2 separate regions of the Homo sapiens genome follow, and region 1 is linked to region 2. A link is an interaction called in ENCODE POLR2A ChIA-PET data of the cell type or tissue named here. Cell type or tissue: Panc1. All regions are shown on one strand. Each heading gives the region's core, and the rest is flanking DNA. Links, peaks and the distances in the headings are about the cores only.

Region 1 (6,045 bases), core at 436-5,435, 140 kb after region 2:
TTTTTTTTTCTGCTGATCTTCACCAAATGTTATACTGCATTTCTTAGACTAAAGGATGGGGTGGGTGAGCTAATTTTGCAGTATTCTATAACAATACAACAGAAGTTTGGAGCAGAGCAAGTTTAGTATGGGTCTAGATCCAGCAAGTAACCCACTAGGTTATATCCAGTCACTTTAGTTGTAACTCAGGATATTTCCAATCAAGACAGCTTCTACCTCTGAGCATTCCCAATGTTGTTAGTTCCCGGAACTGGTTTATTCTATTCTGAATCTACGAGAACAAGAAAAGGCCTGGAGCCAAAAGATAGTAGTGGGAGGGTTTAGAAGTCAATGACTTGATGAATTGATTGATGGATCAAATTGCCTGATTGACTAAACCTTAAAAGAACCAGATAATTTGGGTGGGATTGTGGAAATTTTTTGTTATTTTCTTTTTATTCTGTACATACTAGTTTTCAAACAATGAGAAATCTATTTACAGCCAAGTGTGGTGGCTCATGCCTGTAATCCCAGCACTTTGAGAGGCCAAGGTGGGCAGACTGCTGAAGCCCAAGAGTGCAAGACAAGCCTGGGCAACATGATCAAATGCCTTCTCTACAGAAAAAAATGCAAAAATTAGCCGGGTATGATGGCATGCACCTATAGTCCCAGCTATTTAGGAGGCTGAGATGAAAGGATCACCTGACCCCAGGGAGTTCAAGGCTGCAGTGAGCCATGATCATGCCACTGCACTCCAGCCTGGGTGACAGAGTGAGACCCTGTCTCAAAAACAAACAAACAAAATCTACATTCTGTCAGGAAAGTACAGGGACTAGAAGAAAATATAACATTGGAAGGCTTCCCCTCAACTCCTCATGTTTAATCCTTGTGGCTAATTTGGATTTGCAGCTCACATTCCATCTTTTGTTTCTCTCCCAACCTCTTCTGGTCTGTGATCCTCTGTTGACAATTTGAGATTTCCAAACTGCTGACTTAAAGCTCCCTGGACTTGCCAGTGGGGCATCCATCATCATCAAGTATTATTTATTTACTTATTACATTCATGCTAATGGACGCCATCAGAATACCTTGTCTATGTTTTTTATAGTGTCTCACAGTTTACAAAAACTCTTCTATACCCTATCTTATTTTATTTTTGATCCATTTGCCAATGCTGTGTGGTTGCAGATGAAGAAACTGAAGCTAAGAGAGTTGAAATGGCTGGATGCGGTGTCTCACGACTGTAATCCCAGCACTTTGGGAGGCTGAGGTGGGCAGATCACGAGCTCAAGAGATCAAGACCATCCTGGCCAACATGGTGAAGCCCTGTCTCTACTAAAAATACAAAATTAGCCAGGCGTGGTCGCACATGCCTGTAATCCCAGCTACTTGGGAGGCTGAGGCAGGAGAATAGCTTGAACCTGGGAGGCAGAGGTTGCCGTGAACCAAGATCACACCACTGCATTCCAGCCTGGGCATCAGAGTGAGACTCTGTCTCAAAAAAAAAAAAAAAAAAAGGAGAGAGGTGAAATGGGTTGCCTAACTGATGCTGTTCAAAAGTATCAGAATCAGGAGCAAAATACAAACCTACTGGCACTAAGTAGAGTGCTTTTGCTAACCATGTTCCCTCCTACATGACTCTTGTTAAAATTGTTACACCCAGGCGAGTTAGAGAAAACGCCACACTCTGAGACGAATTAAGAGTCTTTTATTTAAGCCAGCAGCCAAAGAGATGGCTAACGCTCAAAATTCTCTCGGCCCCAAGGAAGGGGCTTGATTAACTTTTATACCTTGGTTTAGGAAGGGGAGGGGAAGTTAAATGCAATAATTCTACAGAAGTAAAAACATGCAAGAATCAAAGAAACAAATGGTTACAGAGAGATAAACAATTTAAAAAGACAAATGGTTACAAAAAAGCAACGGAACCAGGTGTGGGGCTCTAAATCTTTCATTAGAGTTAGATATAGATGCTATGCCGGACACGGACTCAAGGCTTTATGTTGTTATCTCTGTGTAAAATCCTGGGAACTTCATACATTGTTTGTTTCAGTACCTTATCAGTTAATTGGGCTCCTTTGAAATGCTGAGGATCTACTTACACAGGTTAACTCCTTGCGGAAGGGGATTGGGTAAGGAGCCCTTAGTGTCTTGTAAATTAAGGGGTCAGTTGGAGTTTGTCCGGCTTTCCCAGCTAGAGAGTCTTATTTACAGGAGAAGCAAGGCTAGGTGATTAAAGAGACAAACAGGGAAAATTTAAAGTAGCGAGTTAGAGTAAAAACAAGGTTAGGCATTACAAAATAAATTCCAAATAGAGGATGCATCCAAACGTTGACGAAAATGAATGAAGCGGCTGGGCGCGGTGGCTCACCCCTGTAATCCCAGCACTTTGGGAGGCTAAGGTGGGTGGATCACTTGAGGTCAGGAGTTCGAGAACAGCCTGGCCAACATGGTGAAACCCCATCTCTACTAAAAATACAAAATTAGCCGGGTGTGGTGGCGCATGTCTGTAAACCCAGCTACTTGGGAGGCTGAGGCAGGAGAATCACTTGAACCCAGGAGGCGGAGGTTGCAGTGAGCCGAGATCGCGCTATTGCACTCCACCCTAGGTGACAAGAGTGAAACTCCATCTCAAAGAAAAATAAAATGAATGAAGCTACAAAAACACAGGCTAGATTTCCACAGCCGTAAAAATACAGGCTAATGCGATTTCTCTCTATAAATGCCCAAACTTTATCTGATCATATATACTCATATCATATATACTCATATCTAAGTATATTTTTCCATACATTTTATAATACATAACATATTGCATGACTACAGATTCAGTTATTATGGAATTATAATTATTATACATTTAAGTTGGAATTCTGTATGCAAAAATATCCTAACACACTTCAATCATATTGTCCACACTACTGAAATATACAAAATATACAACTCCTGTAATACCTGACAACTGTAAACCATCATAATATCATCCCATAGCCAATAAGATAAAAGCTACCAATATCAAGTCCTGTAGAAAATGAGAGAGAGTTACGCAGAAAATCAAACGGGTGCTAGTTAAAGAGGCCAACAATCAATGCCTTAAATCATTAACACGCACACTCACATGCAAAAACAGAAAAGCGTGGAGCAAGAGCAAACAGCCACTTAAGGTATTTGAAGGTAACTACACCTACAGGCTGAACACAGTACACCTGGTAAACTGCAGCCTTGTCTGCGGGAGGTCATCTATCTCAAAACAATCAAATCAGAGGTTATACCTGTGTCTTTTTTCAAGAGAGGACTTTGCAGTAGCACACCACTTCAAGATTTTTACCTAGAGACTGGAATGTGTGCGAATTTCCCTTCCCTGCTTAGTGGAAATAGTCCGAACCTGGAAGGCAGCTTCAATAGCCCACAGTGACTTTTTTTTTTTCCTTTTTTTGAGACAGGGTCAGGTTTCTGTCGCCCAAACTGGAGCGCAGTGGCATAATCAGGGTTCATTGCAGCCTCCTGGGCTCAAGTGATTTTCCCACCTCAGCCCCCAAGTAACTGGGACTACAGGTGTACACCACCATGCCCAGCTAATTTTTTTATTTTTAGTAGAGACAGGGTTTCACCATGTTCCCCACACTGGTCTGGAACTCCTGGACTCAAGCGATCTGCCTGCCTCAGCCTCCCAAACACAATGACTCTTATTACCATCTCCTTAATGGTACCCAATTCAATTCAGCATGTTTTTTTTAGATCCTAACACTGTGTCAAGCTATGGGAGCAGAGAAACGGAGCCCCTGTCCTCATGGAATTCACAATACAGCAGTGAAGAAGAATAGTAAAGCAACAATTCCAAATGTGGTGAGGGTGAACAAAGAGATGTACAAGGTAGGATGAGATCTAACCAAATCTGGGATTCATGGAAAGCCTTATTCATAAGGTCTTGACTTGAAGAATAAAGACAAGTTGTCTGGGTCAAGAGAAGGGCTATAGGAATTGTCATCCCAGCAAAGCGGACAGCATTGTAAATTCTCCAGCATGAATGGAGCCTGAACATGCAGCTCATCCAAAGGAATCAGTATTTTTCTAATCTGTGGTATAACCTAAACAGTCAGTAGCAATTATTGGTTTATTATTTCAAACACTGAGTATGTGTAAAAGATTGTGGGTGAAAGTTGAGTAAAGGTTTCCTTGACATTTTATGAATTATCACTTACATTTTTTCTTTTTCTTTTTTGTTTCCCTGCTGTTCATGAGCTCTAGAAAGCTGTAGAACTATTGCTTACATTTTCACCAACATCTAGGTGTTCTTATTTCTTTGTGCTCTAAAGCTTTTTTTTTGTCTGGTGGGGGGCATCATTTCTGGGTTCTACCACTAAATGTAGGTGGAAGAATACTGGTCCTCCAAAAGTGTCCACACTCTCTCCCTCACCCCTGAACCTGTGAATAGGTTACCTTACAAGGCAAAAGGGACTTCTGTAGATGTGGATTAACCAGGTAGCCCCAATCTAATCACATGAGACTTTAAAAGCAAAAACGTTTCCCAGCTGTAGTCAGAAGGAGCTATAACTACAGAAGGCTCAGAGAGATGCAACGTTGCTAGCTTTGAAGTCACAAGCCAAGGAAGGCAGGCAGCTTCCAGAAGGTGGAAAAGGCCAGGAATTGATTCTCCCCTAAAACCTCCAGAAAAGAATGCAACACCTGCAACACTTTGATTTTTAGCCCGGGAAGATGAATGTTGGCTTTCTGACCTACAGAACAGTAAGATATTAAATTGGTGTTGTTTTAAACCACTAAATTGGTGGTAATTTGTTATGACAGCAATAGAAAACGAATATACAAAGTCAACAATGCATGTGATACTTTAAAACAACACTTGAATCATAATGTTATAACTATTTACATTCATCTCAGCGAATTTCCTTAGTAACAAAATAATCACATCAAATAAAGAGTCTATTAAAAAACTGCAGGCAAAGCTGATTGGGAGCTACCTTGGATTGAAACACTTTCATCGTTTGCCAGGGAGAAAATAAAACCAGGCCATCAAGCCAGAAACTGCTGAACTAGTTCCATGGAAACCAACAAAAATTGAAAGTATAAATCCAGTGATTTATTCTTATGCATTATGTCCCATGTGACTTAGTGAAGAACACAGGGGACACATTAGTACTGTCCCATCCCCTACATAATAAAAGACAGGGAAGTGCTAGCCACTGATGAGCTCTTACGTATATTAACATACTGCATGTTCATACAACACTATATATGTATCATTCTGGCAGCATTTAAGTCTTTTAACCAAGTTTATGTGCCAAATAAATAGCAGCACTAGATTAAAATCCAAATATGATTCCAAAGCCTGTGTTCTTTACATTCTGCCATGCTAAAAAACTGAAATAAGGCCAGGAGCAGCAGCTCATGCCTGTAATCCCAGCACTTTGGGAGGCCGAGGCAGGTGGATCACTTGAGGTCAGGAGTTCGAAACCAGCCTGGCCAACATGGAGAAGCCCTGTCTCTACTAAAAAAAAAAAAAAAAAAATTAGCTGGGCATGGTTGCACAGACCTGTAATCCCAGCTACTCGGGAGGCTGACGCAGGAGAATCAGTTGAACCTGGGAGGCAGAGGTAGCAGTGAGCTGGGATGGCACCACTGCACTCCAGCCTGGGCGACAGAGTGAGAGTTTGTCTCAAAATAAAAATAAAAAAGTAAATTAATTGTGGGAATAAAGATAGTAAGAAAGGCACCCACTACCAGAATGATGACCTCTAAATTCCTATGACATTTTGGTTGCAATCCTCTTTTTCCATTTTCTATATTCTGCCTGTAGTGTTTTATATGTTCCACTTGCTTTACTAGATTCTAAATGCAGACATCGTGTTATGGATTTTTTGCCACCCACCCACCCCCACCTTATACACACATAGTCTCACAATATCTAGTAATAGTAATGGTAATAATAATTATGACATCTAACACTTATTGAGTGTATACTATATACCAAGCGCTAATTGATTTAATCCTCCCAACAATCCTGAGATGGGTACCATTATTACTGCTATTTACAGATAACAGAAATGGAGG
Region 2 (6,045 bases), core at 621-5,620:
TACTTTCTGAGATAGGTAGCATTATTTCTATATTTAGATGAGAAAAGTGTGGCTCATGGAGTTTAATTTACTTGTGTTAGGTCAAACACTAATAAGTGGCTTGCTCAGGATTAATTAATTGTTGCCAAAGTCCATCTTTTTCCACTATGCCCTATTGCCTCTGTTCTGAGGAAGAAGCTATGGAAAGAATTCCTTTGGCAACTCTCAGAGAATAGGATACGTGTCACTAGGAAGATTTTCTAGCCAAGATCTTGGTGCCTGTGATGACTCATGTTTAGATCATGTTCCTTGAGAGTAGGGAAAGATAGGAAAGATATCTGTAAGCAGCTGGTTTTAGCATCTGAGAGTTGTAAATAAAGTTCTTAAGGAAACCATCCAATGATATTACATTGTAGGGAAACTTAGAGGTCATAGAAGCACTTATTCCTCTCCACAGCTAAAATTTCAACCCTTGCTGATATTTCCTTTCCACTTCCAGCCTTAATGATGGCTAAAGTGTCTATCACTAAACAGACATTAGAAAGATTCTGAGAGATTCAGAAGGCTTCTGATTCCAGCACCCCTGAGCCCACCCTTTTTCAAGTAACTGCACTACTAGAAGCTGAATCTTTAGTAAAAAAATACCTGGATATCCAGCCAGGACAAGTGTCAATACATTTTCCAGCCTATAAAAGAGAAACCTGGTCATGGGTAGCCACACAATTAAACACTTCCAATTATATATGTGTGGAATGGGATACAGTCTTTGGGCCACAGACAAAAGGAACCATATTTTGCTTTTTTTTCCCCCACCCGAGAGCTGTGAAGACAGATTCCATAAAGAAATCCAATTTAATAGAGTTGCCACTTGGAAACACATTGGTCTAAACATCAGGGGATCTGGCTTGTCACCCCAGCATTGCCACGAACAAAACATGGGTAGTTGTGTAACTTCTCTAACCCTGTCCCCCACCCCTATAAAATCTCACTGTTGAACCTAGTATCTTTGAAATCTCCTCTAGCTGGAACAGTCTGGAAACCTTATTGGAGGTCTGGTAGGAGACAATTACTCCCTGTGCTTGAAATTAAGCCCACATATTGTGGAGGTATCTCTCCTACTCTCTATTGAAACTTGTGCCTACATCATGTAGTCTAGTTTAAGTACCACTGGGTGATGTCCAGTGTGAAGCATTCATTTAAAAAGGCTCCACGCTTTCTATAAGACAAAAAGTTCTACCACATTAAAAGAGGCAGCGATAGACCTCACTCTTTCTCTTCTTTTCCCCTCGATTTCTTCATCAACCTCAATAACACAAATATGGCTACAGAGACCTTGATCTCAAGTATTTTATAGTCATAGAACAGTAAGATTAGGCTGGGCACAGTGGCTCATGCCTGTAATCCCAGCACTTTGGAATGCTGAGGAGGGCAGATCACTTGAGCTCAGGAATTTAAGATCAGCCTGGGAAACATGGCGAAACCCCATCTCTACAAAAATTACAAAAATTAGCTGAGTCTGGTGGCACACGCCTGTCGTCCCAGCTACTCTGGAGGCTGAGGTGGAAGGATCACTTGAGCGCAGGAGGTCAAGGTTGCAGTGAGCCATGATCATGCCACTGCACTCCAGCCTGGGTGACAAAGTGACCCTGTCTCAAAAAAACCCAAAAAACTAAAAGTTATGAAGTAGTTAGGTGTGGTGGTGTGTAACTATAGTCCCAGCTACTCAGGAGGCTGAGGCAGGAGAACAGCTCAAGCCCAGGAGTTTGAATCCAGCCTAGCCAACATAGCAAAACCCTGTCTCTTAAAAAAAAAAAGTTATGAAATATGACCAAGAAGTTTTTATTAATGAAAGAGGTCGGTGTTGATGATGAAAGAATGATTTCATAAACATGGCTAGAATCTAATATCACTTAGCCAAAGAGCCCTGATAGCTTCAAGGAAACTCCAGCCAAACAAAATTTGAATAAATTTGTCTCTTCCCAGAAAATATAAGACACTATAATGAAGGGTTATAATAATTTACAATTAAATAGTATTGTAACTTAGAACAACTCATATTTCAAGGCTGAGTTTTTGTTTTGTTTTGTTTTGTTTTTTGTTTCTGTTTTGTTTGAGACAGAGTCTCGCTCTGTCGCCAAGCTGGCGTGCAGTGGCACAATCTCAGCTCACTGCAACCTCCGCCTCCCGCGGGTTCAAGCAATTCCCCAGCTTCAGCCTCCCGAGTACCTGGGACTACAGCTGCGCACCACCACACCCAGCTAATTTTTTGTATTTCAGTAAAGATGGGGTTTCACTATGTTGGACAGGATGGTCTCGATCTGACCTTGTGATCCACCCGCCTCGGCCTCCCAAAGTGCTGGCATTACACACATGAGCCACCGCACCCGGCTGGTTGAGTTCTTTTTTGATTGGCACCCAGATTAACAACAACAACAACAACAAAAAACTCTTCTGGTATGTCTTTTTCAAATCATCATAAATAATATTCAAAAGAACATTAGCCAGCTTTGAAGTGCAAATCAAAAATGATGCTTATCTAAATATATGTCCTGCTGTCAGGTAATAATACGTCATTTTCTACCAGCAGAGATATACCTTCATTCTTATCTCCACAGATAAGTGTCCATGTGGTTTGTACAGCTAGGTCTGAAGAATTGGGCTTGCTTTACCTTTTCACTGCAGATAAAAAGGATGTCCTTTGATTTCAGAGAATTAATTGCAGATTAAATACAGCCTCAGCTGAAAGTTCACATCAGCCATTGTGGCATCAGAATAAACATATCTATGACACTGAAAATACTAGGAAAAGATGAAAAAGACAAGATGAAACCACATACAGAGGTCTTCAAGGGAAATACATTTATTTCACTATGTACATCTTTCTCAGGAGCAGAATGCTGTATGGCTCAGAGACTAATCATTAGTCGTATTACATGTCTGAGATGTGCCCTTTCTTTTTTAAAAAATTTTTTAATTAAAAAAAATAGAGATGAGGTCTCACTATGTTGCCCAGGCTGGTCTTGAACTCCTGAACTCAAGCAATCCTCCCAGCTGGACCTTCCAAAGTGCTAGGATTACAGACGTGAGCCCCCATTCCTGGCCTGTGATTTTTTTTTTTTTTTTTTTTTTTTTTTTTTTTGAGACAGAGTCTCGCTCTGTTGCCCACGCTGGAGTGCAGTGGCGCGATCTCGGCTCACTGCAAGCTCCGCCTCCCGGGTTCACGCCATTCTCCTGCCTCAACCTCCCAAGTAGCTGGGACTACAGGTGCCCGCCACCGCGCCCGGCTAATTTTTTGTATTTTTAGTAGAGACGGGGTTTCACCGTGTTAGCCAGGATGGTCTCAATCTCGTAACCTCGTGATCTGCCAGCCTCGGCCTCCCAATGTACTGGGATAACAGGCGTGAGCCACCGCGAGTGTCATTCAAAATGAACTGGTCTGAAACCATGCTTAAAGCCAGTGACATATGGTATAATTCAAAATGTGTCTCAGGTTGGCAGTCTCTCAAATTGCATGTGACTGTCTCTCATTTCCAAAATCAAGATAGTATGATGCATGAGATCAAATCCAATCTTCCAAGTTCGGCTTCCCACTGATTCTGCTGGTCTGCAATATGAATGTGACCCCAGTCATTCTGACAGGATGGGGTAGGGATGGAAATGGTGACTTACAAAAAGGGCCTTGCAATGTTGCCAATGGAGCTCTTTCACTCACAGAGACATCTCAAAATTGATTGCGAGACGCTATGAATGCCTTGTCATTCTGAATGAATGGAAAGCTCAGTGTGGATGTGGCAAACAACAGGAGCTGCTTTCGTGTTGAATCGTCAAATAATCACCATAAAACCTCTGGGCATCTGAAAAGCTTGCCATTGTGAAGTCGAATTAGCTTAGGACTTGGCAGGGTGTTTGTGATGTGGGTGGTGGGTATCACCATGCATGTCATCATTGTAGACACAGCATGTGTTGAAAATAGACTTCTTTCTCCATGTCCTTTTTGAAGCAGTGTCAGAGGAATATAAAATGAGTATGTTGTTGGAAGAGAGACAGCTCACAGTTGGATCTGGATCAGGCAGTATTGGCTGGAACCTGTGAACACTGCCCCGAGACAGATATCTTATCATGCAGACCCTGGCTGGAATTGCTGCTGTTGAGAAAACTCATTTTTTACTTACTTTCCCAGAGAGAAAGTCACAAGATTCGGAATTTTTTAAGTCTGAGGTCTAAAGTAGAGACTGTTTTATGCTGATTTTTAATCCTTGGGTGTAATCTGACTGCCCGGAAAAGTGAAAGCCAAAAGGAGACATAATTTGGAAACACCTATTGATGTTTAATATCTGTAAAGCCATTAAAATTGGAATGACAGTTCCAGCATCTTCATTGAAAATATGTCAAAATAGAACTCTTGCATACAAGTTAATACACTATATAACTTCAGGTTTAAAAAATAACTTTTATTAAGTGGCATCGTAGACAGGGTTTGAATCTCCAAGTACAACAGGGCAAACTTGTTTGGGAGAGAATAAAGACCCAGTGTGGGAACAGACTAGGAATGGGGGTAAAGGGTGCAAGGAAAGCTTTTCCTGGAGAGATGGGAAGATAAAGAATGTACTTTTGCAGTTCAAAGGGATGGGGGTAAGAATTTTGCAACCTCTCCGGAAAAGTGGAATTTTGTGAACTTCTCAGTCCAACCAGAGCCCAAGTTCTTGAAAACAGTAGAAATGCAGGGCTGGGAGCTATGGCTTGCTCCTATGATCCCAGCACTTTGGGAGGCTGAAGCGGTAGAATCACTTGGGCCCAGGAATTTGAGACCAGCCTGGAAAACACAGGGAGAATCCATCCCTACAAAAAAAAAAAAAAAAAAATACAAAAATTAGCCAGGTGTGGTGGTGCATGTTTGTGGTCCCAGCTACTGGGGAGGCTGAGGTGGGAAGATCGCCTGGGCCCAGGAGGTGAAGGCAGCAATGGGCCGTGATCTTACCACTGCACTCCAGCCTGGGGAACAAAGTAAGACTCCTGTCTGAAAGAAAAAAAAAAAGAGCAGAAATGCAAATCTTGGGTGCTGGTGCGGGAGGATGTTGTAGATCTGGGATTCTCAAACTTTAGTGACTATAACAATCACCTGGGGAGCTGGCTTAAAACATAGCAAGCCAGATCCCACTCTCAGAAGTTCCCTGGCAGTAGTTCTGGAGTTGGTGCAGGAATCTGCAATTGAAAAAGTATTTTGAGTATTGTAATTCAAGTAGTTCTTGCATTTTGAGAAATACATTGTATTCTTCATGAGCAAAGGGATTCTACAATTCAGTATCCCTATCCCTTTCCCCTGCTAAAGAAAGAAAAAAAGAAGCCACAACTTTCTCAAAGTGTTTTATTATCCTCTTAGAAGAAATAGTGTTGAAATAGCAGCAGCAGCAACCACCACCCCACCACCAATCCTTGATGCTTTCTTTAAAAGTGTACTAAAATCTTTGGCTGGGCATGGTGGCTCACGCCTGTAACCCCAGCACTTTGGGAGGCCAAAGCAGGAGGATCACTTGAGGTCAGGAGTTCTAGACCAGCCTGGCCAACATGGTGAAACCCCGTCTCTACTAAAAATACAAAAATTAGCCAGCGTCATGGTGCATGCCTGTAATCCCAGCTACTCGGGAGGCTGAAGCAGGAGAATCGCTTTAACACAGGAGGCAGAAGTTGCAGTGAGCTGAGATCGTGCCACTGCACTCTAGCCTGGGTGACAGAGTGAGACTCTGTCTCAAAAACAAAACAAAACAAAAAAAGTACTAAAATCTAACACTTCTTTTTAAAAGTGAGGCTATGTATCAAATATCGTACTTTGCTTATGTTATAACAAGATTAACTACCATTTATTGAGCATTTGCTAATGCCAGGCATTGTGCTAAGCACTTTGAAAATATCACCTAACTTAACACAGTGATCCTGCAAAAAAGGTATTATTCTCTATTTTTTTAATTGATACATAATAGTTGTTCATACTTACTGTTATCTTCTACTTTTATAGCTAGGGAAATTGAGGTTCACAAAAGTTCAGTAACTTATCTGGGATCACGTATT

What was found. Peaks named below come from ENCODE experiments on the same cell type or tissue, not always from the same donor. Only the 100,000 strongest peaks of a DNase experiment are listed, where the experiment ranks them.
Region 1: POLR2A ChIA-PET joins it to region 2 with 5 read pairs; 3 of 35 experiments call an interaction of 5 or more read pairs at or near these places.

Annotation. Positions count from the first base shown.
Region 1 is chr11:107,832,042-107,838,086 of GRCh38, forward strand. The region is part of intron 1 of SLC35F2 (solute carrier family 35 member F2); the gene reads right to left. Among named protein-coding and RNA genes, the nearest start is that of SLC35F2, 24 kb to the right of the region's middle. RefSeq lists enhancers at 176-721, 722-1,267, 1,268-1,813. In Panc1, for the core only: no CTCF peak of the experiment used is centred there; no DNase peak of the experiment used is centred there; H3K27ac peaks cover 3,730 bases.
Region 2 is chr11:107,696,075-107,702,119 of GRCh38, forward strand. No RefSeq gene overlaps it. Among named protein-coding and RNA genes, the nearest start is that of SLN, 13 kb to the right of the region's middle. In Panc1, for the core only: no CTCF peak of the experiment used is centred there; no DNase peak of the experiment used is centred there.